Regions from separate parts of the Mus musculus genome. Here region 1 is linked to region 2. Evidence: chromatin loops called from intact Hi-C (ENCODE). Cell type or tissue: heart. All regions are shown on one strand. Each heading gives the region's core, and the rest is flanking DNA. Links, peaks and the distances in the headings are about the cores only.

The links. A loop is a pair of places that touch in the nucleus more often than their neighbours do. Peaks named below come from ENCODE experiments on the same cell type or tissue, not always from the same donor. Only the 100,000 strongest peaks of a DNase experiment are listed, where the experiment ranks them.
Region 1: it touches region 2 in a loop (2.0-fold over the local background); 2 of 42 quality-filtered maps call a loop at or near these places.

Annotation. Positions count from the first base shown.
Region 1 is chr1:125,534,784-125,551,578 of GRCm38, forward strand. No RefSeq gene overlaps it. Among named protein-coding and RNA genes, the nearest start is that of Slc35f5, 18 kb to the right of the region's middle. In heart, for the core only: no CTCF peak of the experiment used is centred there; a DNase peak (open chromatin) is centred at 7,698.
Region 2 is chr1:125,469,538-125,486,332 of GRCm38, forward strand. No RefSeq gene overlaps it. Among named protein-coding and RNA genes, the nearest start is that of Actr3, 42 kb to the left of the region's middle. In heart, for the core only: no CTCF peak of the experiment used is centred there; no DNase peak of the experiment used is centred there; H3K27ac peaks cover 2,120 bases.

The DNA of each region.
Region 1 (16,795 bases), core at 3,968-11,967, 65 kb after region 2:
AACATCCCTCCATGGCCTCTGCATTAGCTCCTGCTCCCTGACCTGTTTGAGTTCCAGTCCTGACTTCCTTTGGTGATGAACAACAATGAGGAATAAACCCTTTCCTCCCCAAGTGCTTCTTGGTCATGATGTTTGTGCAAGAATAGAAACCCTGACTAAGACACCATCCCAATGACATTTGTGGCTATGTTCAAGGCCAAATTGACTCTGATATTCTTGGCAGGACCCCATGATTTTATGATGTTCCTTCTCTGATTGTGTGTGTGTGCATGCACTGTACAAGCATATGTGTGCATACTGCATATATATGAAGAGACTGAAAGAAACCCTCAGCTGTTGTTCCTCAGAACAGCCATTAAATTTGGTTTTCAAGATGGCAGCATTCATAGATGCTGGAGCTGGATAACTGGCTAGCTAGGTGCCCAGTGAGCCCCCAGGCATCCTCCAGACTGTGTCTCTATTCCTGGGATCACAGACAGACATGCTACTATTCCTAGATCTTTTTTTTTTTTCTTTTTGTGAGTTCTGTTGACTGACTGCAGGCCCTTATGTTAGCATGGCAAGCATTTTACCTACTGAGATCTCTTCCCAGCCCCTTTATTAATTTAAATTTCCCCTTTCTCTTAACAAATATTTGTTGTTCTCATATGAGAGGACAAATGCCATTGCCAACCTGGGAGATAGACAATGAACAGGGCAGTCTCTGTTCTCTGTTCGCCTTTGTTTGAGTGTGGGGATAATGAGTATGTCAGGTTGTTATAAATGGCAACGTAAGATGGTATAAGAAAAATGGGGACTGAGCATGTTGTAATGGGGGAAGGGATACTCTTTTATGTAGCCAGACAGAGAAGGGCATGTAAAGTGATGTTAGGAAGGTACCCAGAGGACCAGGTAGGGATTCTGAGATAAGGTGTTATAGCCTGTGCTATTAGTTTAGAGCAGTGGTTCTCAACCTTCCTAATGCCATGATGCTTTAATACAGTTCCTCATGTGTGGTCACTCTCTAGCCATACAATCACTTTCTTTTCTTTTCTTTTTTTAAAATTTTTATTAGATATTTTCTTTATATACATTTCAAATGCTACCCCGAAAGTTCCCTATACCCTCCCTCTGTCCTGCTCCCCTACCCACCCACTCCCACTTCTTGGCCTTGGCATTCCCCTGTACTAGGTCATATAAAGTTCATTTTCATTGCTACTTCATAATTGTAATTTTGCTAGTGTTATGCATCATAATGTAAATTTCTGTTTTCTGACAGTCATTCGACCACCAATGGGGTCATAACCCATATGCTGAGAACTACTGGTTTAAATGAATTATCCTAAAACTTAGTGTTTAAAACGGTGACTATACATGTTTATTGCTGCACTATCTTGTGGGCTGGGAATGTGAAAGTGACTTGACACAGTGGCAATGGCTCTGGGTTTCGAAAGGGCTACTAGCATTTGGCTCTGAAGACTTGAAATGACCCCTAGATGCTTCTGTGCTTTGCCAGTTCATACAGTTCTTCCTGTGTGTGTGCTTCCTCCAGATACTACAAATTTATGCTAGGAAAATGAAGACTTTATGCTTTTAATCTCTTTTTATTCCTTCAAATTGAAAAATTATATTAAGCTCATCTCTAATTGAACAGTTTTGGTGTACACTTGTAATCCAAGAACTGAGGAAGTGGAGTCAAGTAGACTCTTGGGGCTCAGTGGCCTGCCAGCCAAATCTGCGAGCCCCATGTCCCAGTGAATGTGCTCCCACAGTACAAAATAACATGACAGCATAGGGCAGCTGGGGATGGGGATGTAGCTCAGTGGCAGTGCTTGACTAGCATGTACGAACATCCGAGATTTATCCTCAGCACCACATAAACTTGGTGTAGTGGTGGCTGCTTGAAATTCCACCATGGAAATGAACACTGGAGAATTGGAAGTTCAGGGTCATCTTTGATTATATAGTAAACTTGAGGCCAACTTGGTGAAAATAAACCTGTGTCTCAAAGAAGAAAAATTAGGGAACCACCCCCCCCAGCATCTGATTATCTAAATAGAAACAATGGAAGGTAATAGAAGTGTGATGACTATTCTTTTTGTTATCTCTATACTCCCCACCTCATATAACATTATGCTAATAATGCCTTATTTTAGAGCTAGACCGTCTTCAATGCCATCTCAGAGAACACTGTGTAATTGGTGGTCCTAACAGCCCTGTGTCACAGTCAGGACAGTTATGATCTTTGTTTTATAGATGAAGCTAAGACACTGAACAGCGTCTTCCTCCAGGTCACATGGCTGCTGGTTCTCATTTATATCCCTTTCCACTTTAGTTTCATGTAGGAGTACTGTAGGATTGAGGGTGTTTCCTGCATGGCCTTTTTTATCACTTTGGGATGGGTCGAAAGTTGGTATACACTCAACTGTATGGCAAAGCCAACAACCAACCCTCTCACCAAGCTGTTCTGCCTCTCAATCACTGTGTGACAGCAAGGGCTGGAATTACCCCACATAGTATTTGGTATCCTGCCACTGAGGTGTAGCAACAAGTGTTGGCATCGGATGCTGTTGCACAGGATTCTCTGTACATTTAGGATTCTCCAAAAGGCACAGTTCCAGTTTGAGGGTTATGCACATCCACACATAAAGCTATCCCAGGCAGTGTTATCAGCCTGGCTTTCACATGTTTGTGTATGAAGAGGGCAACAGGATCTGGTTATTTACAGCTGCAGATTGTTCAATAATAGACTGTGAAGATGAAAATCACTGTCTCTACAGAATACGATAACTAGTGTAATTGTCAACTTGGACAGAGTCTAGAATTGCTGAGGAGCAGGGCCCCTGGACACACAGTGAAAGATTACATAGAATCAAGATTAGCCTTTGAGAATGTGTCAGGGATTATCTTGACCACACTAATTAATGCTGGTAATTCCATCATAATTATGGGTAGGATCATTTTTTGGACTGGAATTCTAGACTGTACAGGAAGGAGAAAGTGGGCAAGCATCAGCCTGCTGTTCACTGCTATCTTCTGATAAGATATGGCCAGCTGCGTCAAGCTCTTGCTGCCTTGACTTCCCAGACATGGCAGACTGTGCCTAACAAGGAAGTAAGCCCTTCCTTGCATCGCTTTTGTCAGGGTATTTTGCCACAGCAACAGAAAAGAAGCTAGAACACAGCGTTCACTTGGAGTAACTGAGAGAAGCCACTTGGGGCAACTGTGAGAAGATAAGACACGGCGTGCGATTGCGGTAGCTGAAACACTGGGTGGAATTTTCACATTCAGGTGTCGTGCAGTTCTTTCTCTTCTATTCAGTTACTCATTTTTATTGTGCCTGGAATAATGAATTTTGAGGTGTTTTTTTTTTTTTTTTTTTTTTACAATTGCTGATGGTATTTTGCCTTCAGGGAAAGTCTTGTGAAGGCATGTTAATATTTCCCTGAAGAGTAGGCGACTGATTCTTGGAGAGGATCTGGCATATAACAGGTTTTAAAATTCTGTAAGTCAAGCCTGCCCACATAGACCTATAATTCCATAGGTTGAAGCAGGGGGGTTACTAGTACAAAGACAGCTTTATTGTTGAGGTCTGAGCCTTTTCTTTTTTTCAACTTGACACAAACCTAGACATATCACAGAAGAGGGAATCTTAATAGAGAAAATGTTCCCATCATGGGCAAGTCTGTAGGGCATTTTCTTCATTGATTGAGGTGGGAAGGCTCAGCTCCCTGTGGGTGGTGTTACCCTGGGCAGGTAGTCCTAGATGGTACAAGGAGGCAGGATGAACAAACCATGGGGAGCAAGCCAGTAAGCAGCATTCCTCCATGGCCTCAATATCAGCTCCTGCCCTGCCTTCCTTCAATGACACACTGTTAAAAAGGCTGGACATACCCACAGAAGTAAAAGATGAAATTAACTCCTTCCTCTCCAGCTTGCTCTTGGTTATGGTGTTTTATCACGGCTATAGAAATCCTAAGACAGACTTCTTTTAATTTAAAATATATAAAGGGGGGGGGAGGCTTTGGATGTAGCAGTAGAGTGTTTATCTAACATGAGGGAGGCCCTAAGTTCAATACTCACTCTAAAAACAAAACAAAACCACATAAGATTTATTTGTGTGGATGTGACATATGTGTGTATGATCTGTGTGTGACATATGTGTATCCACTGAGACCTAAAGAAGACATTGGATCCCTAGAGTTACAGGTGCTTGTGAGTCATCTGATATGGGCTCTGGGAACCAAACTCTGTTTTTGTTTTTTTTTTTTTTTTCCCCAAGAGCAGCAGGTGTTCTTCACTGTTGAGCCCTCTCCCCAGCCCTAACCAACAATGTCTAAAACCATATAACCAAATTCCCAATTGAGATTTGTACCACTCTAAGCATTAAAGGTACTGTATGGATCACTAAAATGCCCATCAGCATTTCAAATGAATTTGTGAGTTCAAGCCATATAATTGTGGTTATAGGAGCATATGTAGTATATATTACACACACAATTGCACACTAATAACATAAAGAGATAAAACTTTCTGCTTCAATTTCTAAATACCAGAGGTTCTGTTCATAGTAGTAACTCACTTAGATTCTGTTAATGTTTAATATTGGTACAAAACATACTACATACCAGATATACCAGAGGTGTTTTTTTTTTTTTTTTTTTTTTAAAGCTGTGTCCTACTTTCATTTCTGATACCGTGACAAAAGGCAGCTTAAGGGAGGAAGGGTTTGTTGGTTTACAATTCCAGGTCACAGTCCACTGTTTCTGGAACAAGGTAGGAAGTCAAGGAGCATATCACATTGTATCTCATTCACTGTCAGGAACAGAGAAAAACAAACGCCCCCCACCCCCACCCCAGGCTGCTGCTGATCAGCTAGCTTTCACTCAACCTTCTCCAGTCTCAAATAGCTCCAAATCCCCTGCCTAGGGAATGATGCTGCTCCTATTGGGCTGCTTCCCATATCAACTAACAATAAAGACAATCCCTCATAGATGTGTCCACAGGACAGCTTATCTAGATAATTCTGTTGTTGTTGTTGTTTTGTTTTGTTTTGTTTTTGTTTTTTTGAGACAGGGTTTCTTTGTGTAGCCCTGGCTGACCTGGAACTCATTCTGTAGCCCAGGCTGGCCTTGAACTCAGAAATCTGCCTGCCTCTGCCTCCCAAGTGCTGGGATTAAAGGCATGTGCCACCACTGCCCACATAGATAATTCTTAGTTAAGCCTCTCTTCCATGGGGCTGGAGAGATGGCTCCATGGAGAGAGAGCACTGTCTGCTTTCCCAAAAGTCCTGAGTTCAAATCCCAGCAGCCACATGATGGCTCACAACCATCTGTAATGAGATCTGATGCCCTCTTCTGGTGTGTCTGAAGACAGCTACCGTGTACTTATTTATTTATTAATAATCTTTGGGCCAGAGCAAGCTGGAGCGAGTTGGGTATATAAAATAATAATAAAAAAAAACATTTAAAAAAAGTTTATTTGTGTGTCTCTGTGTGTGACTTTCTTCTTAAGAAAAATGTCAGAGGTACATGAAAGTAGACTGATGTAATGCCATCCTAGGTAGCTGTTATCTGGTTCCAGGTGTGATAGATACTTGGTTGTTCTTATGTTCTATTTGTATTTGTTTGTCCCTATCTCTTTCTTGCACTAAGCATTTTGAAGCCCACAGACTGTGAATGTTTGTTTTGGTTTTGTATCTGTTAAATACTCTAGTTAGTAAATACTTCATGCGGGTATGTCCAGCCTTTTGATGCCGTGATCTGACATTGTCGTCCTTAAACTTTATGGTTATGAAAAGTGTAATTGAAAGAAAATAAGTGGCTGAGGAGATAGCTCAGTGGTTAAAGCCTTTGCTGCTCAATCTTTAGGACACAAGTTCAAATCTCTAGAACCCACTTACAGCCAGGCACAGTAGCACTTGTTTGAGGGTTGGAACATAACATGAGTCATTTTGGCACTTCCGGATTTAGGTCTTATGAGGCTTGAAGCATACATGTAGTTTTTCAGGCCTGACTATAGGCAATGACTGGACTTTCTGTGCCAGGCCTGTATTGGAAGGCTACCAGTGCACTCTCTGCAGGGAACTCATGGAAGAATTCATATCTTCTTAGGCTAGTAACATTGTCATGACAAGTGTAGGTGCCTCAGTTCACTGGTTCCTTCCTTCATCCCTCCCTCTCTCCCTCCCTCCCTTCCTTCCTTTCTTCCTTCCTTCCCTCCATTCCTTCCCCCTCCTTCCCACTGTCTCTCCCTTTCTCCCTCCCTCCTTCTTTCCCTTCTTCCTTCCTTTTTTCTCTTCTTTCCTTTCCTTCTTCCTTCCTTTCTTCCCTTCTTTTCTTCCTTCCTTCCTTCCTTCCTTCCTTCCTTCCTTCCTTCCTCCCTTCCTCCCTTCCTCCCTTCCTCCCTTCCTCTCTCCCTCCCTCCCTCCCTCCCTCCCTCCCTCCCTCCCTCCCTTCCTTTCTTCCTTTTTTCTTTTTTTAACATTTTTGTTTGTGTATTTATGCAGGTGGAGATCACAGGACACCTTACAGAAGTCAGTTCTTTCCTTCCACCATCTGGGGTTCCTGATATCAAACTCAGGTTCTCAGGCTATCTTAGTAGGAAGTGCCATTCACCTGTCCTACCCTTCCTTTTTTAATACATGGAATAGTTAATTATATTAACTAGATAGAAATTTAAAAAATGGCTAGCTAATACTTAGGACTTTAGAAAGATAATTCACGAATGAGGTTCATATATTTATAACAACATATAACTTCAGGCATACTCGATGTATTTTAATCTATTTCTTTGCTCTGTTGGCTCTTGCTTCAGTTATCCTGTCTCTTGCTAGGAATCATGTGAAGATATCACTAAATCCTTCTGCCATGACCACAGTTATCTTTGATTACTTCCTTTTCTCTGGTATGACAGGTTGTCCCAGAGCAGAATTCAAATGTTCAATTTTTACTTAATTTTATAATGTATAGAAAGAGCCTAACAGTCAGTTTAATTTTTTTAACATATCTGAAGAGATACTACTTTTAAACATTGAGGGATTAAATTATTTTGTTATCAAAAAATTGAATCTAGAAAAAGCCTTAAAAGTATAAGATATTAGGGCTCAGGAGATGGCTCCAGTTGGATTATTGTATGTTTTGAAAGCATGAAGACCTGAGTTTGAATTCCCCAGAACCCACATAGAGCTGAACATGGTGGCATGTACCTATAAATCCAGTGCTGTGTGTACAGAGACAGATAGATCCGCAATGCTTGCTGAGAGTCAGTCCAGCCAAACTGGCACGTTGTAGTACAGTAAGGTTACCATATAAATAAATAAATAAATAAATAAATAAATAAATAAATAAATAAAGTTAATAAAGATCAGGTATCTGGACTTAACAGATACACATACCCATGTGCACATGCATCTTTGCATGCACACATGCACACATGACCTCATACACAAACATATATACCACACACACAGTACAAACTAAAATAATAGAAGAAGTAGGTCTCTACAGGGGTTATTCTTTGATCTAAACTCCAAGGAATGTATTTATTTCAAAGGCAGAATAAGAAACACAGGAACAGTTAAAATGCCAGTGAAAATGACCTGGGACCTGGTGGGAAGGCCAGCCACCTTGGAATGGAAGGTTCTGGCTGGGAGCGCAGGTCTGGAGTCAGTTTCTTGGCAAGCCTAACTGTTAGGCTGAAGAGATTAGATTTCAGAATCGCATCTGTGTCCTTCGCCTCAGCTGCCAAGGGCTCTGCTGTTAACCAGGAGCTGGTGTTATTTCTTTCTGGAAAAACTCCAGGAGTGTGATTAATGCTGCAAAGGAACTATGAGAGTTTGCAGTAGCTAAAAGCAAGATTCTGGGAGCAAAAATTTAAATGGATGGCCAGTGAAAGAAAGTAGTAAACAAAGAGACAGGAATCTATTTAGTGCATAAGAATTTACTGAGAGCCTTTTTGTGCCAATGTGAGCATGGTACTAACTATAGAGTACAATGTACGTCCTCAAGTACTTGTGACTGGAGCCAAGGTGGTGGCACATGCCTGTGATCTCAGAATTTAGAGGTAGAGTCAGGAGAAGCAAAGGGTCTAGGCCATCCTTGGTTTCCAACTTTCTATAGAGCTAGGAATGCAGCTCAGTTGGTAGACTCCCTATACAGCATGCACAAAGCCCCCAGTAGCTCATAAATGAAGCGTGGCAGAATATGGATGTACTCTTAGGGATTAGGTCAGCATAAGAGACCGTATATGGCTGTACTATCAGGATGAGAGTTAGGGAGATCAGAAGGTCAAGGGTATCTTCAGCTACATAAGGAATTCAAGGCTATCTCAGACTACAGACCCTGTCTATAAAATATAAAAAAATACATAAATAAACAAAAGTAGGAGTCAGATCATGCTGGTCCCATTTGCAACACTATCATGCAGCTGTGGTCATAATGACTAGTCCATACTTCTATGAGGCCCTAAATGCATTGGTCCTAGCTAGCTCTGCTGTCAGTCACTAAATGTCTTAATTAATGTCATTTAATTCCATTTCCCACAATTCCAGCCATTGGGGTCTTTGTACATGACATTCTCTTTCCTACACTGTTTGTGGTGCCTTCTGGCATTATTTCCTCAGAGCGTTTTCTTTGGTCTACTCAATCTAAAATTATGGCCTCAACCCCAACACCCCCCCCACACACACACCACACACACACACACACACACACACACACACACACCTTACACCCCTCACCTTCATCCCCACCCTGCCACCCCTCCATACGTACCACACACATTCACCCCCCCACACACACAGCCATTCCCCTCCCCACACTACACACACACCACACCATACACACACACACACACACACATAAACACTGGCACATGCTCTCTCTCTATCTCTCTTTTACTCTTTCCTACTTCCTGTATCCCTTTCCACCTTTATTTCTTTTGTTGTTATTGTTTTGTGTGTGTGTGTGTGTGTGTGTGTGTGTAGGTGAGGATGCATGTAGGCACACATGTCGAGTCAGAGGACACCTTGCAGAGTCAGCTCTCTCCTTCAGTCATGGGGGTTTCAGGCATAGAACTCAGGTCATCAGGCTTGATGACAAGCGTCTCTACCCACTGAACCATCTCATCAGCCCTATTTATTACTTATTGTTGAGACGGGGTCTGTTAACTTCTGGAGCTCACTAACTGGGCTGGTCAGTAAGCTCCAGATATCCTGCTGTCTCCACCTCCATCCCCCAGCTCCGAGATTCCAGGTGTATGCTACTCAGCCCTTCTCCCACGTGGGTTCCAGGGGTTCCAGGGATCTGGACTCGGGTCCTCATGCTTGCAGAGTAATTACCTTACCCACTGAGCCGTCACCCTAGCCCCGAAATTCTACTCTTTTTTTCTTTATTTATTTTTTCTTTTATTTTTTTGAGACAGGGTTTTTCTGTATAGTCCTGGCTGTCCTGGAACTTATTCTGGACAGGCAGGCCTTGAACTCAGAAATCCGCCTGCCTCTGCCTCCTGAGTGCTGGGATTAAAGGCGTGCGCCACCACTGCCAGGCCTGAAATTCTACTCTTAAGCATTTAATTATTAACTCACCTGCATCCATATATTGATCCTTGTTCAACTATTTAGACCATCAACATAGCTATTATTGTATGTTGTTTTGAGACAGTCATGTGTGTGAGAGATTATCTGAACATGTGTACACAGAAATATGCACACACACTATATTCTTAGTTATGGGTACTATGAAAAAGCCTATAATCACATAGGAAAGTGAAGGGTGAAGGGGCAAGGGAGGGAAGGAGGGGAGAGAGATGGGTTGAGACCACCATTTTATACTGAATACACTGAGGTAAACAGCTCTGAGGAAACAATTCTGGAAGGTCCCACAAACAGTGTAGGAAAGAGAATGTCATGTACAAAGACCCCAAGACTGGAGGTGGACATTAACTCTTTAATGTTGCTTAATTAAGTAACATTAATTAAGACACTAAGGGACTGAAAGTAGAGATAGCTAGGACCAATGGATTTAGGGTCTCATAGAAGTATGGACTAGTAATTATGATCGCAGCTACATGATAGTGTTGCAAATGGGGCCAACATGATCTGACTCCTACTTTTATTCATTTACTTATTTATTTACTTATGATTTTCTATTTGATAGACAGAGTCTCTTGTCTAGGGTAGCTTTGAGCTCCCTATGTAGCTGAGTGTACAGCCTTAGACTTACAGGCGTGTGCTTCCACAGTTCATTTATGAGTTGAACTCAGAGCTTCATGCATGCTACGTTGGCACTCTCCCAATTGAATACATTCTCAGCCCTGATTACTACTTTTAGATTTTTCTAGGTGCTGCTCTCGGAATAGTTTGTGTAGACGAAGAATAAAAATGGGACCATCAGAGGCATTTGGGGGGCCATGGTGATGGGTGATGTTTAGAGCAGAATGTAGGGACAGAGTCTGTGACAGGGCTGCATCCAAGAGATATTTTCAGTTTGAAGTGGCAGAACTTGATGTGCTGGAATGTGAAGAAAGATGGATTACAAGAAGTAATGATGCCCCTGACCTTGTGGTGGAGGGCAGGCCCATTTATTAAGATGATGAAAGGCTGTTAAAGGAGAATATTTGGTGTTCAATAAATATTTATTGAATGAGGAAATTAGGGATGTAGTTCCCCAAATGTCTGAAGGCCTGGATTGTATCCCAGCACTGCATAAAATGGGGCCTAAGTGGTCTATACCTGTAACTCCAGCACTTGGAAGTAGAAGCAGGAAGATCAACCTTGGCTACATAGTAAAATCCCAGTGTAGGTATGAGCCCCTGTATCAGAAGACAAATCTTAGGGGATAAATCACATAGTTTCTTATATTATGAGAACAAAAAATGTATGTAATGGTCTATAGTCACTTTAGATCATGATAGACTGCTCTGGCTATATAGGATGTATTTTGGACCATAAAAAACTTTAAAGATATACAGAGCCTGTAGTAGTGTCATGGCAAAAAAAAAAAAAACAAAAAAAAACAAAAAAAAAACCAAACCAAACCAAGCCAAGCCAAGCCAAACCAAACCAAGCCAAACCAAACCAAACCAAACAAAATACCAAGTATTTAAAGAGAAATTGTAATAGTCAGGAAATAAAACCACTTTCATAGCTTGGAGAAAAAGATAGAAAAAAGTGTAAGTTTCCCCCTAAAGACCCTAGTTTCTGTTTTGACCACATTCTTCATTGATCTGCTATTTTAGATGATGAAGAAGAGATGGGCAGAAAATACTGTAGGGATAAGCATTGGACACTCTCCCTTCAGGTGGAGCAGACAGCTAGAGCATGTCTCCATTCAGGTTTATTAAGAGTAGTTTGGGACCGGGCGTGGTGGCACACGCCTTTAATCCCAGCACTTGGGCGGGAGAGGCAGGCAGATTTCTGAGTTCGAGGCCAGCCTGGTCTACAAAGTGAGTTCCAGGACAGCCAGGGCTATACAGAGAAACCCTGTCTTGAAAAAACAAACAAAAAAAACCAAAAAAGTAGTATGGGCTAGAGAGATGACTCAGTGGTTAAGAGCCATCTGACTGCTCGTGTGAAGGTCCTGAGTTCAAATCCCAGCAACCACATGGTGGCTCATAACCATCTGTAATGAGATCTGATGCCCTCTTCTGGTACTGTCTGAGAACAGCTACAGTGTACTTAAACATGATAATAGATAAATCTTTAAGCCAGAGCGAGCGGGGCTGACTGGAACAAGCAGAGGTCCTGAATTCAAATTCCCAGCAACCACATGATAGTTCACAACCACCAGTACAGCTACAGTGTACTCATATACATAGAATAAATAAATCTTAAAACAATAAGAGTAGTATCCAATGGAGCTTTGCCATGTGTTGCTGATAAGGCACAGCCATCATTAACTGGTTCTGTCTTGCAGACGCACCATGCTGAAGCCCAACTAAGTCCGGCTTATAGAACATTGGAAATGTGTCATTTCTGTTTCAGGACATTTTCACTCTTCTTCGCTATAAAAGTTGCTTCCTGTAATGGGCTAGCCCAAAGCAAATTTTCCTCACAATATTTTAAGTATATGTGTGAATTTTTAATTCCTTTAAAAATAATTTAAATTTACAGAATAGTTTCTAAGACTAATATAATGAACACGTTGTTTCTCTAGATTACCTTGTTGGAACCATCTTGCCACATTTGATTCTCTCTCTCTCTCTCTCTCTCTATATATATATATATATATATATACACACACACACACACACACACACACACACACACACACAGAGAGATATATATATATGTTGTCTACTCCATTATCCTATATCTTTCTACTTGTTAATTGTTTCTATTGTCTATAATCTACTATCCTATCTTTCTTCATAAACTTCTATTGATTTTATTTATTATTTATCTATTGTGGTTCTATGCACCTTGATGATGGGGTTTCAGGATGCCGGTCATGGAAGCAAAACACAGAGGCACTTGGCTACATTCCTTTCTCCCCATTTGGGGTGTCAAGTTTGTGGGACACAACACCTGTTCAGGGGAGGTGAAACACAGCCTAAGATGAGGGCACCAGCTCATGTGGAGGATGGAGCTCTCAAGCTTTGGGGGCACCCAGACACTGCTGGGAATCTCGAGGAGTTGGAAATCCAGCTAAGCTCAGGGCAAGTGCCAGGAGTGTGGAGAGGCCTTCTGAGGGAGACTCAGGCAAGGCTCTGTATGACTAAGGCCTCCCCCACCCCACAGTGGTCCTTGAGGAAGGAGACAGTCCTTGCTTTTCCAAACTGTTGATTCATGGTGGAAAAGGATGCATATGACTTACTCAGGGTGGATAGAGATTAAATACCTTTTGCAGAAAGAAATGTCTGGAGAGGGAAGCTCATTGGTTGACATTTGGAGTCTATCTAGATACCTCATTAGCATGGAGAACTCTAGACTCTATGCTTCATGACCACTAATGGGTATTGACATCATGTGCTCCAGGACAGGAACCAAGTTGGAAGCAGATTCAAATGCCTACCGTCCTTAATTATGAAAATTCTGGGGGGTTTCTTAATCTGCTTGACCTTATCAGGTTTTCTGTTTAGTGACATGGTTCCACTCACCCCACTATCTATCTATCTATCTATCTATCTATCTATCTATCTATCTATCTATCTATAATCTTTTTATATAAATCCATCATGTGTCTATCCTGTAGCAATATATCATCTAGACAGCAAATCTATCTTCTATTATATGTATCTATCAATTATCTATGTATCTATCTCTATCATGTAAATTTATCAATCCTCTGTCTAGGTATGTACACCAACACCCCTTATTACTGGTACTCTCAGTACTGTTCTGTTAAGAGGTTGCAGACACTGTAACTTTCAGTCTTTCCTCATGTGGCTCCTATAAACAAGAATATTCTTTTAGGATCCAGAATACTAACAAATACAGTAAACATGACTCAGATGCCATATTACCATCTACTGCAGAGTCCAAACTGAAGTTCCCGAAATTGTTTCTGAAATATCCTTTAACATTTTAATCTACATTCTGCATATATCTATCATGCACATGTTGATTTGAGTATATATAATGTAGAATGGCTAAGTTGACTTGACATGAATGCACTACTTCCTATGACATTTGTGCATCTTTTGTGACAACTAAAATCTTAGCAATTTCCAAGGCTATAATACATTATAATTAACTGCTGTCACTATGTTGTACAGTGGCTCTCTCCCATCCAACAGAAACTTTCTACCTTGGGCCAGCCTCCCACATCCTACTCTATCATCCTAGTAGCCACCGCCCATTCTATGAATTCAACTTTTTTAGATGTCACATAGAAGTAGAATCATGCAGCACTTGACAATCTATGTCTAAGTGGCCTTTCTCTATATTTTCAGCTTTGTTCACGTCATAAAGGATAAAATCTTCTTGTTAGAGGAATGCTCCTTTTAAAAGTTATTATCCTGCTGTGTATACAGACACCCAATTTCTTTGTGTCTTTTTTGATGAACAAGTAATTTGATTACACATCTTAGCTGTTGTGAATAAAACTTGAATGAACCCAATGCTTCATACAGTAATGGGAGTGCTGGACCATACCACAGTTCTATTTTAAAATTTTTGAGGAACCTGAATTCTGCTTTCCAGAATGCTCTCACCTATTCATACTCTCATCAGTGATGAGATGACTTTCTCTCTATACAGTTCCAAAGTTACCTTCTGTCTTCTTAAAAGGATTCATTTCTTAAACGGATTATATTTTAAAGATTGATTTACATTTTATGTGTATGACGAATGTAATTCCTGTATATATGTAACTGTACCACATACATACAGTGCCCATGGAGGCTAGGAGAGGGCATTGGCTCCCTAGAACTTGAGTTACAGATGTTTGTGCGCTGCCATGTGGGTACTAGGAAGCAAACTTGAGTTCCCTGCAAGAGCATTCCAGCTCTGACTTGCTGAACTATCTCTCTAGCCCCTGTTTTCTTTGTATATTAGCTATTTGATATGTGTGAACTCAAGTTGTCAGACCTACTATGCTGTTGCTATTTATTTTTTCAGGGTGAAAACATACATGCTATGGCATATATGTAGAGGTCAGAAGACAGCTTCTGGCAGTAAGTAGCTCCTGTGTTTCCCATGTTATGTTTGAGGCAGCATGTCTCTTGTTTCTGCCATGGTAAGTACTCTGGCTGGCTGGGCTGCAACCTTCCTGGTGAGTCTAGTCTGTCTCCCATCTTGCTGTAAAGCTGCAGAGATTATAGACCCTGGCCACCCTGGTGGGTTTTTACAGGGCTTCTTGTGATTGAACTCAGGTTGTCAGGCTGGTGTATAAGTGCTTTTTACCTGCTGAGCCATCTCTCTGGCTCTCACCTGCTTTTAATTTGCATTTCCCTAGTGATTAGGGGTTTTGAGATTTTTTTTTTATATATCTGTTGGGCATTTATGGGCATTGAGAAACGTCTATTCATTTTCTTCTAGCTCAGCAAATACCACCTTAGCTTGATTATAAGTTTTGTTTACATGATTTCCTTGAGGTTGGGCCAATGGGTGCTCCCACATCATCTCCATTTTGCTGCCTAACTTCTAATGGACACTTGATGAAGTCTGCTTTACTCTTTCTGTCTGGGCATGGAGCTCCAGTGGTAGAAAGCTTGCCCATAAGTGCCCATGTCTTATACCTAACCCTGTAGGTTCTCATTGCCTACAGATTTAATGTCTAAACTCAGTTGTCTCGATTTCAAATTGCACCTTGGCCTTCCTACAGCTCACCTGACCAACCTGATTTTCATTTGCTTCACTACAAACCTGTTCTACTCTGCCAAACCAGTTTTATGACTCTCTTTGGACACACCTTTTCCTCTTTCTCATACATTTTTTATTGTCTTAAACAACCACACACTTTCCCCATTACTAACACTGTATCTCCATTATTAAAACCAAGCCCAAGGTTGGTGAGGTTGCTCAGTGGTTGTGGTGTAAAAGACTTTTCCTGGGGAGACACAACATACACACACGTCTACTCCTGCCCGATAAAGAAGCCAAAATAGGTCAAAGTAATGGTTCTATAAAGTTAAACTTGGTAAAACAGTGATTTTCTATTAGGGTTATTGAGTGAGGAGGTGTTACAGCAGAAGAGAAAACTCAAATGCATTACTAAGAAGCCTACTCCACAAGGGTAACCACTCACAAAGCTGCAGGATTTGCAGGCAGCACAACAGTTCCCAGACTCTCCTCTCAGCAGCTCACCTGGTCAGTCTCCTCCCCCAGCAGGTATTTATTGCTTCTGTAACCCTGAGGAGGGGCATTCCTGAACTCTGAAAGTTTCATTTTTTTTTTCCTAGACAGGAGAGGTGTGTTTACTTTCTGAGTCTCATGAACCTTTCCCTCACTTCCTGCCGGGAATGTTTCAACTGGAGGAAAAATTTACACAACAGTGTTGAGCATTTAGATAGCTTGCTTAAGGCCCTGGGTTCAAGGTTCAATCTTCAGAAATGCACACTCAGGACATACACACACACACACACACACACAGATACACACACACACACATAAACATACAAACAGAGCTCTCATATATAGGAGCATACCTTTATTGCTTAGAGATAGCTATTCTATGTACATATACACTACACACACAGATACACACACAGACATACACACGCACACACACATAAACATATAGAGTTCTCATATATAGGTATAGGAACATACCTTTACTGCTTAGAGATAGCTATTCTATGTACATATACACTACACACACACACACACACACACACACACACACACACACACACAGAGGCATTTTATTCAGCCATAAAGAAGGATGAAACTTATGATGAGCCTGGGGACCTTAATTTTAAATGAAGTGAGTCAGACTCATAAAGACAAGTATCATATGTTTTCTCTTATGTGTGGAAGTTAGAGTAAACTATTTATATGCAAAATGTGAATGCAAGAGGGAGATTATGTGAGGGCAGGAAGAAGACTGGTGGGAAACATGGTAAAAGAAAGGGTAAGGACTGCTGACTATGAGCTAAGTACAGTGATACAGACCTATTTTAAAACTGCCCACAGGTCTCGTTCCTCCAACTTGCCCATAAACATCATGGAATTTATGGTTTTATGAATACAATTATACTTAATACTTTAAGTGTCTAAGGATGTCTCAAGTTTATGACATATATCACATACCCATTAAACACAGTATATTACATGATTTAAAGAAAATATTGTATAAACAATATACACTTCTAAAAAAAATCAGGAATCTTAAACCACTTAATCATTTCTAAGAAGTAAATCAAATAAACTGAG
Region 2 (16,795 bases), core at 4,052-12,051:
ATAGACATGCACTGATGTATCACACCTGTAATTCTAGCACTTTGACTGACGGCTGAGGCTGGAGGATTGACATGAGTTCAAAGTTAATACAGTCTATGGGATAATTTCCAGGCCAGATTGAGACTCTGTCTAAAAAGAAAATAAAAAGACTAAAATAAAATAAAATGACTAAAATAAAATAAAATAACCAATCTCAAATAAAATGTTTATGCTGGGGCCTGGAGAGATGGTTCAGAAGTTAAGAGCATTCGATGCTCTTCCAGAAAACCAGGTTCAAGTCCCAACACCTACGTGATAGCTCACATCTGTCTTTTAATCTAGTTTCAGGGGTTCTAACACCCTCACATGCAGGCAAAACACCAGTGTACATAAGAATTAAAAATAATAATAAAGAGGAATCTTTACAAAAGTTAGAAAGATGCTTATGCTGCTTATTAGAGTGCCGCTTGCCTGTAATCTGGGAGGCCGAGGCCGGAGGATCTCAAGCTCAAAACAGTCTGAGCTATGTAATGAGCTTTAGGCTGGTCTAGGTGATACGGAGAGACCTTGCTACTAAGTAAATAAATAAAGCCAAATGCTTGATGTTTCTGAATACTTGCTCGGTCTATGACAATCAGGTTGTTGTGAAAATTAATTGTATTTCAAGGTTTGTGGAATGCACACGGGTATGTATGCTCATGATAGTGGTCTCTTTAGCAACCCGGTCTGTCCGGATGGTTTATTGTCTACTTCTAAACAGTGCCCTGCTGTTAGCTTTTATATCTGGCAGGACAAATAGTATCTTCTTGCAAGTTCTTTTAAATAAATAATGAACAAATGCTAAGTGGTTTGCTTAAATGCACGTATCAGTTAAATTTGGAGAACCGCCCCCACCCCCACCCCCAGTCCCTTAAGTTTGATTGCTTAGTCATTTCATTTAACAGATTTTTATTGAGCAGGAAGTATATGCCAGAGATTGTTCTGGCTTCTGAATATCTAGCAGGGAGGGAAATATAAAAGTCCATGTCCGTGCAGAGCTGACTAACATTTAACATTATTCATTTCATGTTGTGTGGGGGTCTTTCACCAACCTGGAATTTGTAGAGCAGGCTAGGCTGGCTGAGAACAAGCCTTGAGTATCCTTCTGTCTCCATCTTCAGAGCACTGAGATTAGGATCACATACTACCACGCCCAGATTGTATGTGTGTGTGTGTGTGTGTGTGTGTGTGTGTGTGTGTGTGTGTGTGTAGATCCTAGGGATGGAAATAAAGTCTTTGTGTGCCAGTGATGACCTGAGTTCAATTCCTGAGAGCCACTTATTAGGAAAGAGCAGACTCAGTAGGCTGTCCTCTGACCTCCACACACTTGCCTCCTCCTCCATGTGCCTCCTCCAATTTTATAGGAAATAAATAAAACCAATTTGCAGAAGAAATAAGGTCTTTGTGCTTTCAAGGCAAGCACGTGACTTGCTGAGCCATCACCTCTGCTTCCCTGTTACACATTTTCAACATCTCAACATCTCAATATCTCTGCTTCAACCAGGAAGTAAATTTGAAGTACTATTGCAACATTCTCAGAATTGGATTTTCTATTCTCATATTTTTTTTCTTGCACATATTTTTTTAAAAAAACCTCTACAGTTTTGTTTCTCTTTTTTTATGCAAAGCCATTTTTTTCTACTTCTACATTCATCTTCTAAAAACTTTGTGAGAGAATTCCTTACTAAGCAACTTAGCACTTTGTGAACAAAACAAGTTTATGAAAACCAAGGCTACCATTAAACCCACATGTTTTCTTCAAGCATACATTAAAATGAAACATTAGTTACATATTTTGCTACTAAAATTAGTAATTAATGTCCACTTGGCATTTCTTTCTTTGGGGGAACTTACTAGAACTTCTGCTTTTTGAGTTTCAGCTAGAAGCATGTCGACTTTTATTTTGACACATGATATCAGTGATAAGTGTACCCCTCCTGTTCATCATTATCACTACATTATTGGTTTTATGAATTGAGTTGGCCTCTACGGTCTGCTTTAAAAACAACTCAAAGAGATTGGGTAATCTTGCCAAAATTGTTATTGGAGTTGTTAGGATCAGAGCCTGGCCACTGGCAGCCCTAACACGCTACGCTCAACTCACCACCCATCCTCAGGCCAGTGAAGTGGAGGCCCATCAATGGGAAGCAGAGAAAGGGGATTCACTCAATGTGGCCACATTGAGAAGATGAACAAAGAGGTCCAGAGATTCACTGCTCAAGTTCATCTTCAGGTTCTTGACATAGGTTTCGTTTTAAATAGAGGGAAAGAAGGATGCATAGCTAAACAGTCCTGGATAAGGCGTGGTCCCTCTAGTCACTGACCCATCACCACCCCAGCTCCAGTTTGTTTTTGTTTGCAAGATGATCTAACAAATTGTCAAAACAGCATGAAATCTCCTTCCAGGAGACAAGCTCCTCTTCCAGCTGGCACCAGCTCTTTCCATTCTCCCAGCATGAGAGTCCTTGAGAACTTTTAATTACTTGGGGACAAGGGATGTACACAAGTGTCTCCCTAGAATAGCCTCATTTTCTGACTATTGGAATTAGACATAACGTGGATTTGGAAATTGCAGCTATCTAATTCAGCTTTTGCTCTTGTAGGATGTATATGATCTTGGACCCACAAGTTCAGGACTCTAAACTTGGTTTCTCCATTGGTCAACTGATGAGCATAAATGAAAACCCATATCTTTGTCCATTTCTTACTGCTATAACAGAGCTCCACAAACTGGGTAATTTATAAGGAGCAGAAAGTTATCTTTTATAGTTCTGAGACTTGGAAATCCAAGATCAAGGTACCCTTAGGTTTGGCACTGGAGAGAGGACTGGATCCTTTTCTAGATGAAATCTACATGCTGTATCTCCAGAGAGCAGGGATGCTGTTCCTTATGGGGTGGGGGAACTGGAGCAGAAGACCCACTCAAGTAAGCCCTGTTATATTAATATTAATCTATTCATGAGATGAACTCCTCCTTTTATGTCCTACCTCAGAGCTGCCTTAGAGATTAAGCAGTCAACACATGAAATTGGAGAGGACAAAAAGATTCAGACTAAGGGCTGGGAATGCATCTCAGTTGGCAGAACACACCTAATATGTACAAAGACATAGGTTTAAGCCCCTGTGCCCAATAAGCCAGGAGTGATAGCTCACGCCTCTAAAGTCGTCATTCTGGAGGTGAAAGCAGAAGACCCAGAAGTTTCAGGTCATCCTCAGGCTACATAGTGAGTTGGAGGCCAGTCTAAGTTTAGAGATTAGAGAGTCAAAGGAAAAAAGAACAGAAGGGAGGGAAAGGAGGGAGGGAGGGAGAGAGGGAGGGAGGGAGGAAGGAAGGAAGGAAAGAAGAAAGGAAAGAAGAAGATTCAGATTGCAGCAACTCATTTCATTGGGTTGTGAAGAAATTAAAAGAACTAGAACATGTACTATTAGTAGCTCAATATTTGGCAATAATATCTATGAAATAAACCAATGTTGCTACCGAGCTATTTATTAAGGTCATCTGAACTGAGAACGATAGCACACACCTGTGATCCCAGCACTCAGGTGTCAGAGGCAGGAGGATTTTCAAGGTCAAGCAGGGCTATAGAGTGAAAGAAAAAGAATGAAAGATAAGAGAAAAAAAAGAAAAAGAAAATACCACCACCAACAACAAAAAAAATTGACTATGAAAAATAGTGGTTTGTTCAGTTGATGGGCTAGGAGTAGTGTTTGTGGAAATAAAAGACTGTAGAAATCGTAGAACCCTCCTGGGAAATCTGGCAAAGTGAGTGAGTCAGATCTCTTGGACACTGAAAGATGTGGGGGAACTAGAAGTGATCAACGAAGAGTCACTGTTCTGAGCAACAGACTTCCTTCCTTACTGAGTTCAGAGATCTCATAACTGGTGGCCAGACTGTGACTTCCACGCCTGTTCTTAATGAGTGTTCTGCTTTCCTGTGCACACCTCTGATCTCGGCTTTCTGGTGGTTTCTGCTCACTCATGTCCATTAGTACTTACCTCTTCCTAACCCCAAACTGCACACTATTAGCAATAAGTTCCACACCACATCTCTAGGACATGGTTCCTGTTTGTCTCTGTAGCATCTCTATTTGTATAGAGGTTCTGTGCTAAGCCATCTAATGGACAATTTTATCCATCTGAAAATTATTCACTCTTAGGTTTCTTGTATACTCTTGTATGCAAGTCAGTTAACATGAAGAAACTAGGTACTGAGGGATTTAAGAAAAAAACAACAACAATAAAAAAGGGTGGGAGAGATCATGCCATGTAGAGCACAGATCTCACAGCTAGGTGTGCTGGTACATGTCAATTCTTGCATTTGATTTTGAACTTCCCAGCTAAGAATTGCAAGTTATGCATTTGTGTTCTTTATAAATTAATAAGTCAAAGATTCTTATTATGCCCAATCTAGTCTGATGATCGATGGCCAAGGTCTTTGTTCTGTTGCTAACTCTCAACCGGGATTGCTTTAAGTCCAGGAAGTCACCACCCTCAACCTCTTGATAAGTAGCTCCTCCCCTTGAGGTCTGTTTCATTCTCATGGCCTGGAAGTGGCTCTCAGAAGCTTTGCCTTCTACTAAGGTGATGATGCCAGGGTCTCCCAGGGTCACCTCTTTTGATTAATCACAACCGGAGTCAAGCTGCATACCACTTGTGGTGGTCTGATTGAGAAATGTTCCCCATAGCCTTAGGTATTTAAACCCTTGGTTCCCAGTTGATGGTGCTTGTTAGTGGAGTCATGGAGTCATTAGGAGATGCAGTCTGGATGGAGGAAGTGATATACTGGGAGTGGCCTTTGAGAGGTCATAGCCTTGCCCACTTCCACTTTGTTCTTTTTTTTTTAATTTATTTATTTTATTCATGTTTGCAGTTGAAGATATGATCTCTTAGCTTCTTGATCTAGCTCCTTGCGGTAACCCACCTCCACTTCCACCCCGGACACTCCCCATGACTGCCCCTCTGGAAATATAAGCCAAAATAAACTATTTTTTCCCCACAAATTGTCCTGGCTATAATGTTTTATCTCATCATTGAAAAGTAACTGCCACACCATCTAACCTGCAAGTTTGGGTGGGGTAAAACACCATACATCAGAGAGGTCTTGAGGCTCTCTTAGAATTATGACTACTACAGACATGGCTCCTATCCTGGCTTGATGTCTGTTTCTGAAATAAAACACTGACTAAAAGCAACTTGGGAAAAATGATTTATTGCATCTTACAGGTTGGAGTCCATTATCAAGGGAAGCCGAGGCTGGGGAGGTCAAGAAAGGAAACTGGAGGTAGGGACTGAAGCAGAAGCCATGGAGGAATGCTGTTCGTGGGCTTGCTCCTCTTGGCTTCCTGGGCCTGCTTTCTTATATCATCTAGGACCAGCTGCCTAGGGATGGCACCACCCACGGTGGACTGAGTCCACCATTTATAAAGAACACAAACACATTACTTGCAATTCTTAGCTGGGAAGTTCAAAATCAAATGCAAGAATTGACATGTACCAGCACACCTAGCTGTGAGAACTGTGCTCTACATGTCATGATCCTCCCACATCAATCAACACTCAAGAATATGTCCATAGACTTTGCTACAGGCCAATTTGACAGAAGCATTATTTCTAATTGAAATTCCCTCTTCCCAGATGACCCTGACTTGTGTCAAATTAGAAAACAAAATAAAACAAAACAAAACAAAACAAAAACCTAATGAGCACAGACTCATCAATATCTCCGTCTTACTGACGTAGCACAATGAGGCACAATCCTACAGCTTGGAAGGCACAGAGCTGGTGTTTGGGCTCTACTCTCTACCATATTGTATATCCTTAGCAGCGTCCACTTTTCCATCAAAGTAATGTTTTTCTCTCCACTCGGGATCTGTTTTGATGATCGCCACTGATACTAATGTTCCCTATCTGCCCCTATACTGTTGACCAGTGAGGGATTTCACATAAGTAAATTCATCTAGTTTTCCAGGTAAAACAAATTCACGGGTTTTTGTTCTTGCTGTTTTGAGTTCTATGTTTTTGAGACAGGGTTTCATGTAGCCCAGGCTGCCCTCAGACTCACCAAGTAGTTGAGGATGTACTTGAACTTCTGATTCTCGTATCTATACCTTCTGAGTGGTGGGGATCACACAACATGGGTCACCATGCTGGTTTATGTAATGCTGGAGATGGCCTTGTGCATGCTTGGTAAGCACAACTTAGCAGCCCCAAGTTTTTTAGCCCGTAGCCACCAAAGGAACCAGAAAGAGCCCATCCATGTTTTTTTTTTCCTGCATTGAGATATGGACTTAATTTTATTCATTTTTTGTAAATTTTTAATATTATCATTGGTGCATATTCATTGCATGTGGTAGTAATCTATAGGACACAGTCAGACATGCATTATAGTATAAGGACATTACAGTATACAGGTATGTCATATACTTTGAGAACTTCAGCTTTTAAAATAACTGCTTTGAAAGCCCCGGGATAGTTGTCCAAGGAGACCTCAGGTTTGAAGGGCTACTTGGATCTCAAACCCAGCACTGCCTCTTGACAGGAAGTAACCTTAAGCATGCTGTGTAATTTTTTCTGAGTCTCCCTTTCCTTATCAGTCTATGGCAGAAAATGATGCCAAGGCTAGAGGTGGCAATGCCCTTGAGGTCATTGCTATATTCACAACAGGAGTTAGAAGTTACTCGGGACACATTTGTCAAGTTAATACCTTATGTGGAAACCAGAACACAGCAGCAAGTGCTTAGTAAAAGGAGGTGACCCCTGTCATTTCCCAAGCTTTCTTTTCTGACTTAATCCTCATGCTCAACTGTGATATTTGTATTTCAGTGCTCAGAAAGACATGAACTTGGAGGATGTCTAAAACCGAGTTAGGGAGGGGCCCAGTGAGGTGACTCAGCTGGTAAGAGGGACGGCTGTGGCAGTCTGAGGACCAGGAACTTTGGTGTCTGGGGCCAACCTCACATTCGCTTCTGTAATCCCAGCTCTCCTACTGTGAGATGGAAGGCAGAGATAAGAGTTAGCTTGAAGTATGCAGTGCAGCAGGGGAAACAAGAAAGGTCCTGACTCAAAATGATGTGGACGGAAGGAATCAACCCCTGAAGAACTGTCTTTGGCTTTCTCTCTCTCTCTCTCTCTCTCTCTCTCTCTCTCTCTCTCTCTCTCTCACACACACACACACACACACACACACTCACACTCACACACACACACACACACACACACACACACACACACACACACGTGTGTGTACCCAAACTAAGTGATAAACAGTTGAGAGGACTTTATATTGCCCCTACACATATTATAGTCATTCCAAGAAAAATATATCCACGTATTAATTGTTCAAATAGAAAACCACCTTTGGTGTTAATGTTCTTGTACCTGAAAGGGTTTTTTTTTTTTTTAAACATCATATGTATAATTGCACTGCCCCCTCCCCTGAGGGCATATTCCTAACACTGTCCAATTTTCCATCTAATTGATGTTTTCCCTTCCACGAAGCACAATGTTCTAAAGGGTGCAACCCACTTCTCTTGTAGAAACGTCTGTACGTCTTGTCTTCTCCAGCAGCTGCCTCGCCCTCTGTCATCCAAACCTGTTATCATGTGCAGAACCATGATGATTAATTTATTTAAGTTCTTTATCTTATCTCACTGGGGAAAAGCTCTGGTTACCACTTCTTTCTAAGGCCTGCACACACAAAGTACCATTGTATGCAGCTGGACAGTGACCTTTTAACTCTTTGCTGCCTGAAAACTTCTCTTTGGATAGCTATCGGTTCTTTGCTCGGGTCTTGGGAGATGGCTCAGTTAGTAATGTGCTTGCTACACAAACTCCTGAGCTCAGTTCCCTCAGCAAATGAGGGAAAGTCAGATATGGCTGGATGTGACTATAACCCCAGCTCAGAAAAGGCTGCGACAGAAGGATCCATGAGTTGCTCCAAGTTTAGCGAGAGAGTCTGTTTCAACAAAATAAAGAAGTGCTAGAAGAAGATACTTGTAGTCAGCCTTTAGACTCCACATGCACACAACAAACTGCACACAATGCACACATGCGTATCCCCACAGGCACATAGGAGCATGCATACTCATGCAGACAGACGTATGTATGTACACAGACAGACACACATGCAAACTCATCCAGTGTTCACATTTCTTTTCAGCCTTCACTATAAATAAGTCTCCACAATAAAATAAATTGTGGCTAAGAAGTAAGTTTCCCTTTCTGTAACAAATCCCCAATGGATGACTCCCTTTCAAGGCTCTGACCTCTGATCAAGGGTTGATGTTTTCAGGTTCTAACTTCCTTGGCCCAGTACTTAACCCTGTGCTGAACTGTACCTCGGAGGCATCGTTGCTCTATTAATTTAACTCGAGGACTTAACCTTGTAATTTGACTCAAGTACTTAACCTTGTGCTGAATTGCACCGGGGAGACTCTTGTTTCTCCTCTATGAATCTGCGTCAGGGCTTGGTTTGTTTCTCCACTCACTGTTATCTAACAAACAGATTGCTTAGTTCATTTGCAATAACAAAATCAGTACTTAAATCCAACTTTTAAGAAGATTCCAATTTTATTTTTATTTATGTAAATGTCTGCTTGCTGGTCTATACATGTACCACATGTATGCAGTGCAGACAGAGGCCAAAAGAGGGGGTTGGATCCCAGAACTGAAGCTAAGGGGGGTGGGGGGGGGAGAGAGAGAAGTATAGAAGGAAGGAAGGAAGGAAGGAAGGAAGGAAGGAAGGAAGGGGAGGAGGGAGGGGGAAGGAAGGGAGGAAGGAAGGAAGGAAGGAAAGAAAGAAAGAAAGAAAGAAAGAAAGAAAGAAAGAAAGAAAGAAAGAGAGGAAGGAAGGAAGGAAAAAAGGAAGAAAGGAAGAAAAGAGGAAAGAAGAGTATGCACAGATATGCCCTGACTCAGTCAACAAGCCTGTTATGTTGTGTTGCTTGGTACTCTTTAGATTTCAAATGCTATGCTTGAAGGAAGCATATATAAAACAATAGCCACATAGAAACAGAGAAAAGCTGTATATAGTTGGAATGTCAGCCCACAAAACTGGACTATAGATCATTTGCTCTCAGAGAGCAGGGTGAGAGCCAAGAAACTCCTTAGCCAGGATATACCCGAGAATGGTGACTCCTGGGCACATATCTCGATTTCTGGTCTAGTAACAAATCTCCAGTCATCTGTCACTCAGCAGCACTGGCAGAGAGGAAGTGTAATGCTGGGACAGGGATGCAGTGTAAAGTAGATAACAGACCATCCACTGTGCCTAGGAATGGGTGCTTCTGCTCATTCGGGAGACAGCTTCAATCTAAGGCAGCCTCAGGGTGAGCGAGCCTGACTCAGATGAGGTGGCGCTGAACTGAGGACTCACAGGAAGCTCCTTAGAAACTCCATGGCCACACTAATACCTTCCCCTACCCGCCCCCACTCTTCTAAAGTGATCACTAGGTCTGGCAAATCACGGGGCCACATAGCCAGCTCCTGCAGAGGCTCTAAAAATAGCCAGAGATCTGGAGTTTTATGCGTTGTCTCTGGTTTTCTTTCCTCCTCTCTTGTCCTCTTCCTCCTTCAATGGTTTATTTCATCTTGAATTATTTTGATGTGTCGGGGTATGTGCATATGTGTGTAGGTGCCCACTGAGGCCAGAAGAGGTCATCAGATCCCCTGGAACTGGAATTACAATGAGTTTGTGATCCTCTGTGGGTGCCAAGAATCAAAGTGGGGTCCTCTGCGTGGACTTCCAACTGCTGAATCATCCCTCCAGCTCTTGCAAGAAGTCTCTAGTCAACTTCAGCGTTGACTCCAAGTTCAGAACAGTAAAAGACATCCACACATTCACATCTACAAGACCATTCAGGCTATCAGTTAGTGATCAAACTCCTGCTGATCAAATTTCCTTGAATGTATGCCCTTGCTAGTTAAAAAAAAAAAAAAAACCTGAATGTGCACTCTAGTAGGTACTTTATAAATTCTACACATATGCTCAAAACCTGTGTGCTTCCTTTAGGAACTATGAATGGAGGTCCCACATTTCCCTGGGACAAAACCATGGATGTGTTGCAAGTGGAAGTTCGAGGCAAGAAGACCTTAACAATGGAAGGTCAAACAGTTGTCATCATCTGCTGCCATCACCTGCTATGGCTGCCTGGTGCACCAGGTGTGGATTGCTTATAAAAGGACTGCCTGCCACCCTAGCTGTGTCTCTGTCTCTGTCTATCACTCTGTCTCTGTCGCTCTGTCTCTGTCTTTCTCTATCTCTGTCTCTGTCTGTCTGTCTCTCTCTCTCTCTTTCTGCACTTAGAGCCCTGTTTCTCTCTGTTTTTGCCCATCCTCCCCTGCCCCCAAGCTCTGCCCTCATGGCTTACTAGCTGCCTCTATCCTTTCCGGAGTCCTACTCCTCTCTCTTTTCCAAGTAATCCCCCCTTTATACCAGATCTGTTGCATGGCTAAGTACTCAGAGACATCTCTTGGCATGTCCCTGCCAGGTACTCCCTTGCCACATTATATTTCATAGCCATCTTACCGCTTGCTTACCCCTGACACTCAAGCTCTCAGCTCCTATCACCAAGCAGCTGCTATAAAGAGCACAGTCTTTCTCTGTGGAACAATTACAGGCTATTTCCTCCCATGCCATTTTTTTTTCTAAAGATGTACCACTTTCAGAACAGTGCTATTATTTACTACACTTTTTGTTTTAAAGGCAAGGTTTTTATAGCCAAGGCTGCCTCATCTCACTCTGTAGCTGAGGATGACCTTGAATTTCTAATCCTCCTGCCTGCCTTTCCCCAGTGCTAGGATTACAGGGTGAGGCACCGTCCCTAACTCATGCTGTGCTGAGGATGGAACCCAGGGCTTTGCTCATGCTCACCAAGCACTCTGCCAGCTTAGCCACGTTCCTAGCCCTGCTTTATGTAACATTTAAATGTGTGTATGTGTTTCTGTGGGTGTGGGAGATGTGGGGACAAGAGTACATGGTGCCCACATGGCATTCAGAGGACAACCTCGTGTGTCAGTCCTCGGGTACTTTGTAACTTTTGTTTGGGACAGGCCCTTTCATTGGCCTGGAGTTCCACCATGCTGGCAAAGTAGCTAGCCCTCTAGCTTCCAGACATCTGCTGATCTCTCTCTGCCAATCGTCTTGTAACGCTGGGCTTACAGGCCAACACCACTGAGTCTGGGTCCTGAGAATTGAATCCAGCTCCTCGGGATTTTGAGGCAAGCACCTCACCAGCTGAGCTGATTCCAAAGCCCTAAGAGTTTTTAAATTTTATCATCTTCCAGATAAAGGCTTTGGGAAGATATCTTGTAGTATTTGCTTCTGATAATATTTATGAGTGATTTCCTAGGGGCTGGAGAGATGGCTCAGCAGTTAAGATTACTGACTGCTCTCCTTCCAAAGGTCCCAGGTTTGATTCCAGCACCCACACAGTGACTTACAACCATCTGTAACTGCAGCCTGAGTCCCTCTTCTGGCCTCCATGAACACTATGTACATGTGGGAAAAAATGAAATTAAAAGGGTGATTTTCTAGAACTAAGATAGGAAGCTTTGGTTTAGGAACCGGGCCTGTTAGCTGTGAGCTCAACTGTAGAGGAATCAGGGTGGCTTGATGAACAGGGACACATCCAGTGTCAGAGCCATCACCACATACAAACCCTGTTTCCTAGAAAGGATACTTCAATGTCCCTCCAGGAGTGTGAACATATCCTGAGCCCACGGATGGGAAAGGCAGAGAGGGCTCAAACCTGGGCTTGGGCTTTCTCAGCAGTGAATCTGTGTAGATTAATTTCATCTGTTTTTTAGTACAGATCTCTCAATTTCAATGGTTTTCTTGTGTCCAGTCATCATTTTTCTCCAATTCTGGGAATAAACCACTACTCTTTTGCCAAATTAAAAAGGAGGCACTCCCCTGGGTGTCATATGGATAAGGAGAGATATCTAGATGCCTCTTTCTACAGAAGGCTCTGTAGAGCTGCAGTGTTAGAATCCAGAGAGAGCTCAGGCTTGGTAGCAGCCCTCCCCCCATCCATAGACCCTGCATGTGTCAATGTCATTAGTGAGTCCCAAAGAGATGAGAATGAAAATCCAGTTCAGATTGACTCCATCGGCCTGGATCAGACTTCGGGGAGTCTAATGCCAAGCAGTTCATCCTCAACATATTTAGAGCACAGTACAATTTGGGAAGAGGTTTCCAGATAAAAATCATTCCAAATCCAGGCGCACAATAAAACTTAAGGTGTGACTGCAGAGAAACGTTTTTACATGTGACCAAGGGGTGGGGATGGGGGAGTGTTTCTGTAGCTTAGTCTCTTGCCAAGATGGCAGAGAGGTCAGCAGGCTATAAGTACATGTGACATCCCCTTTAAGGATAGGTTACACTCTAGGGAGGGAAGAGTCTGGGATAACCACTCTGGGGGATATTGGGAGGTCCATCTCTCCAGCAAAAGGTTGGTGAGGTCTACCTCTGTAGATAGCAAATAGGTCACCAGGTTGTTAAGAAAATCCACTCCCAGCCTTCTGGGCAGGAAAACAAATATTTTATCTCCTCCACTAAGAAGAGGCCCTGTGTGTTTAACATTCCTGGTTTCCCTAGTGATCTGTATGTAGGTGAAAGGACCTTTGTCCTCTCATCAGGCCCATACTGAGACACTGTCTGAATTTGTTACTAACAGACTCCCAGGTGCCAGGATCTCTTGCATGGAGATGTGAGTTTATGTCATCATAGTTTCCTAGCTTTCAGATGGTCTTCTATATTTATGACATCCAATGCCTAGAATATCTGTCAATTGAGTAGTTTAAATGGGGTTTCCCAAAATTGAGAAGATAAACATGCCTATATAATCTCCCATTTTAACACAGCTCTTGCCTTTCATTTTCTATTTATGTGGAGTATGTTAATGACTTCATAATTGAATCTAACTTATAATTTATTTGTTATTTGATATTTGATACATCTAAAACTGAACAGATGGCCACATTTACAATGGTCCTAAAATAACTCTTTGCAGAGCTGGAGAGACTGCTCAGTGGCTAAGGGTGCTGGCTGTGCAGTCGTGAGGATCGGAGTCCACATCCAGCTGCTGCATAACAAGCCAGATGTTCAGTGTGCACCTGGAGCTCCAGGGACAGAGACAGGAGCCTGATTGGAGTTGGATGGCTTCCAGCCCAGCAGAGACAGTGTTAGCTTGGGTTCAGGGAGCGACTCCACCCCAGAAGAATAGGCAGATAGGAACAGAAAAGGACACCTGATGCCCTTTTCTGAGCTCTAAGCACACCCACACCCACACACCCGCACCCGCACACGCACACGCACACACACACACACACACACACACACACACACACACACAAAGAGTAGCTGTGGAGGCAATTCAATACTGACCCATGGAGAGAGAGGCACATAATCATAAGACTGGATTAACATGCCTGGGAAGATTCCTTGCAAGCATCTCTGTGCTCTTGCTAAAATGCAAATTGCATACCAGCCTTAATAAGAAAATTCTTCGGCTTGCACTGACTTGTGGGAGAGGCTTAGTCATGCATAATCTCACACTCAGATCCACCAAGGTAAGGAACACTACAGAACTAGCCAATTACAGTTTTAATTCCACACGCAGTGCAAAGCTGGAAACACAGGTGCTCACAAATCATTATCAAGTTAATCATCTTCCCCCACTGCACGGAAAACTTAGTATGGGCTTCTGAAAACCAGTTACTCTAGCAGTCTGTTTAACTAATTAGATAAAATCACACCTCAGGTAGGTGCTTATGATCCTGTAAGTCAGTGTTACTCTGTAAAGCAGCGGATTTTCCCAGAGTTCTACTTTTCTGTAGCCTTTTTTTGGGGGAGGGGGGAGGTGGTGTTGGGGGAAGCCTGGCTTCTACACCCAGAAGGAGCCCTAACAACACAATGGTGCACTGTAATGCTGCTAAGGTAAAATAACGAAGGAGGTGCCTGTTGTTGGCATTTCTAGCTCCATCTGAAGGATCGCCTTGTGGTCTGTCTGATTCTGCAAGCTCTCTGGACTAATAAGAAGGGCGAGGGCATTGTAGGTCGGTGATCTACAGAAGGAGGCGCATAGGATGAAAAGTCCAGAGAGGGGCTTCACTGCCTCAGGAACGTGAGTTCTCTCTGGCAGCCATGCTGGGTGAGGAGAATCAGCTGCTCTGGATACAAAAACAAAGGAACCAAAGGTAACTACATATGACAGGTGTGCTCACTTGCTTCCCTGCAAATAACCTTTGACTGTGTGTGCCTTAAAATTTTTCTCCGGGCCCTAAATATACACATTTCTTTTTTCTTTGGAGATAGGGTATCATGTAGCCCAGGCTAGCCTCGAATTTGCTATGCCACTAAGGATGACTTTGAACTTCGGATCCTCCTGCCTTGACACCCTGAGTGCTGAGGTTACATGTGTGTGTCACTATGTCTGGTGCCCTGGCTAGCTTTATGTCAACTTGAGGCAAGCAAGAGTCACCTGAGATGAGGAAACCTCAATTGGGAAAATGCCTCTATTAGACTGTACTGTTGGCAAGCCTGTAAGACATTTTCTTAATTACTTATTGATGGGGGAGGGCCTAGCTCTCCGCGGGTGGTGCCATCCCTGGGCTGGTGATCCTGGGTTCCATAAGAGAGCAGGCTGAGCAAACCATGAGGAGCAAGCCAGTAAGCAGTATTCTCCTCTAAGGCCTCCACATTAGCCACTGTCCCCAGGTTCCTGCCCAGTCTGAGTTTCTGCTTTAGCTTCCCTCCGTGTATATGTAAATAAGCCAAATAAACTCTTTCTTCTTTAAGTTTGTTTTGGTCATGTGGGGAGCGGGTGTGGCGGCAGTCCCAAAGGCGCCAGGGACTGCAGCTAAGTCATATGACTTGCACCTGACTTCCTCATATAAGACACAAACATCTTGAGTGCTGCGCAGGTGTACCAGGATACAGGTGAATCCAATTTGGTGGAGATTTGCCCCTGCTGCCCTGATTAGCTGAAGCCTCGTGACTGGCGAGGGGGCATGGCCTGCAGTGCGTGGATGAGAGAGAGTATAAAAGGAGTGAGAGGCCCAGGGTTCGGGGGAGATATATAAACAAGGGAGATATAAAAACAAGGGAGATATAAACAGGGGAGATATAAACAAGGGAGATATATGGAGAAAGAAGAAACAGGACTGAATAAATGTGTGCAGAAGGATCCTGTAGCAGCGTCGTTCTTCCTGGCCTGTTGAGTGCGCGCAACAGTTGGTGCTGAAACCCGGGAAAAGAAACATCTTCAGGCACGAGCGAAGACCCCCTGCTACAGGGAGGATTCAGAACTGCATCACGGGGAAGGAGTGGTTAATAAAAGTTCCTGTAAAACAGACTGTTGAGAAGGATCTGGCGTGGATTCAGAACTCTTCAGCTGGGGAAAGGTACTGATGAAGAGAAAGAAGAGAGATGAAGACTGAATAAACTGCTGTTAGAAGGACTGGTGGTCGCATCGTTCTTGCTGGTCGAGAGCAGGCGCGACAATTGGTGGCCCGTACGGGGAACTGACTCCCCCACCGAGTTCAGAACTTTCAGCAGTCAGTGGTTGCCGGCAGGGTAAGTTCATGGTGAGTGAAACTTGCGACCCCAGGAGTTTGGGAAGGACCTCGGATAAAATAGAGGTGAGCATAAAGTTGCCAGGAAGTAGGCACAAAGTAACCCAGGAGTTTGGGAAGGACCTTGGATAAAATAGAGGTGAGCATAAAGTTGCCAGGAAGTAGGCACAAAGTAACCCAGGAGTTTGGGAAGGACCTCGGATAAAATAGAGGCGAATATAAAGTTGCTAGGAAGCAGGCAGGCTTTGGGACAAGTTAAGGTTCCTGGTTTTGGGACAAGTTAAGGTTCCCAGTTTGGGGACAAGTTAAGGAACTATGATAACCTCAGTGTAGTGATCAATAGATCCTCGCTGTGTAGTTATGCTTTTTTCTCCCATTGACCCTTTGTGGGTAGGTCTGATAGTTTTGGTCTTGTTTGTTCTGATATATGGACTCTGTTACTGTTTGAAACTGTGTGTAGAGGCAGTCAAGACAGGTCAGAAAATCCTTATAGAGCAACAAGAAAGTATGTCGGAAAAGGAGAAGGGCTTAAAAAGAAAAAGGAAAAAGAAAGAAGACACAGTAAAATCAGGTGAACAGAAAGGACGAAACAAAAGAGCCGAGGCGGAGGAGGAAGGCGAATTAGCTTCTATGCCTCCTCCCTATGCCTCCTCAGCATCCACCTGTAGGTGGACCTTCTGTCCGGAGATTTGGAGAGGATCAACCAGATCAGGTGTTGACGTGGGCGAGAGGGTCTGTTTGTGTGTTTCCACAGGACCAGACGGAACCTCTTTGGGTGCTGGAGAGGTTGGTGAGACGCTGCAAGAATGAGGCTCCTGATCCAGTTGCCCCTGTGGATGTGGTGGATATTCCCACAAGCACAAACAATGGAGCCGAGATGGGAGATCCTTTCGGTATTCCAGAAGCCGATACCAGCTCGACATGACGTTCAAATTTTTCCATGCCTTTTTGATCCCTGAATTCCCCTTAAAGAGATAGCCCCTCTGGCTATCTATCCCTTGCTTCAGGGAAGATGAGTGGGGATGAGAGCCCTGGGATGTATGCTTGTTATAGTGTGTGTGTGTTTTGTGTTGGGCACATGTGTTAGGTGCAGAGTGTGCAGGCCCGCACTTTCGCCATGGTAGCGTAGGCTTTTGCTGCAGTGGAGGCGGGACAATCTCCTCAGATTCGGTTTGCCGCTCTAAAAGAAATTATGCTGCGTTA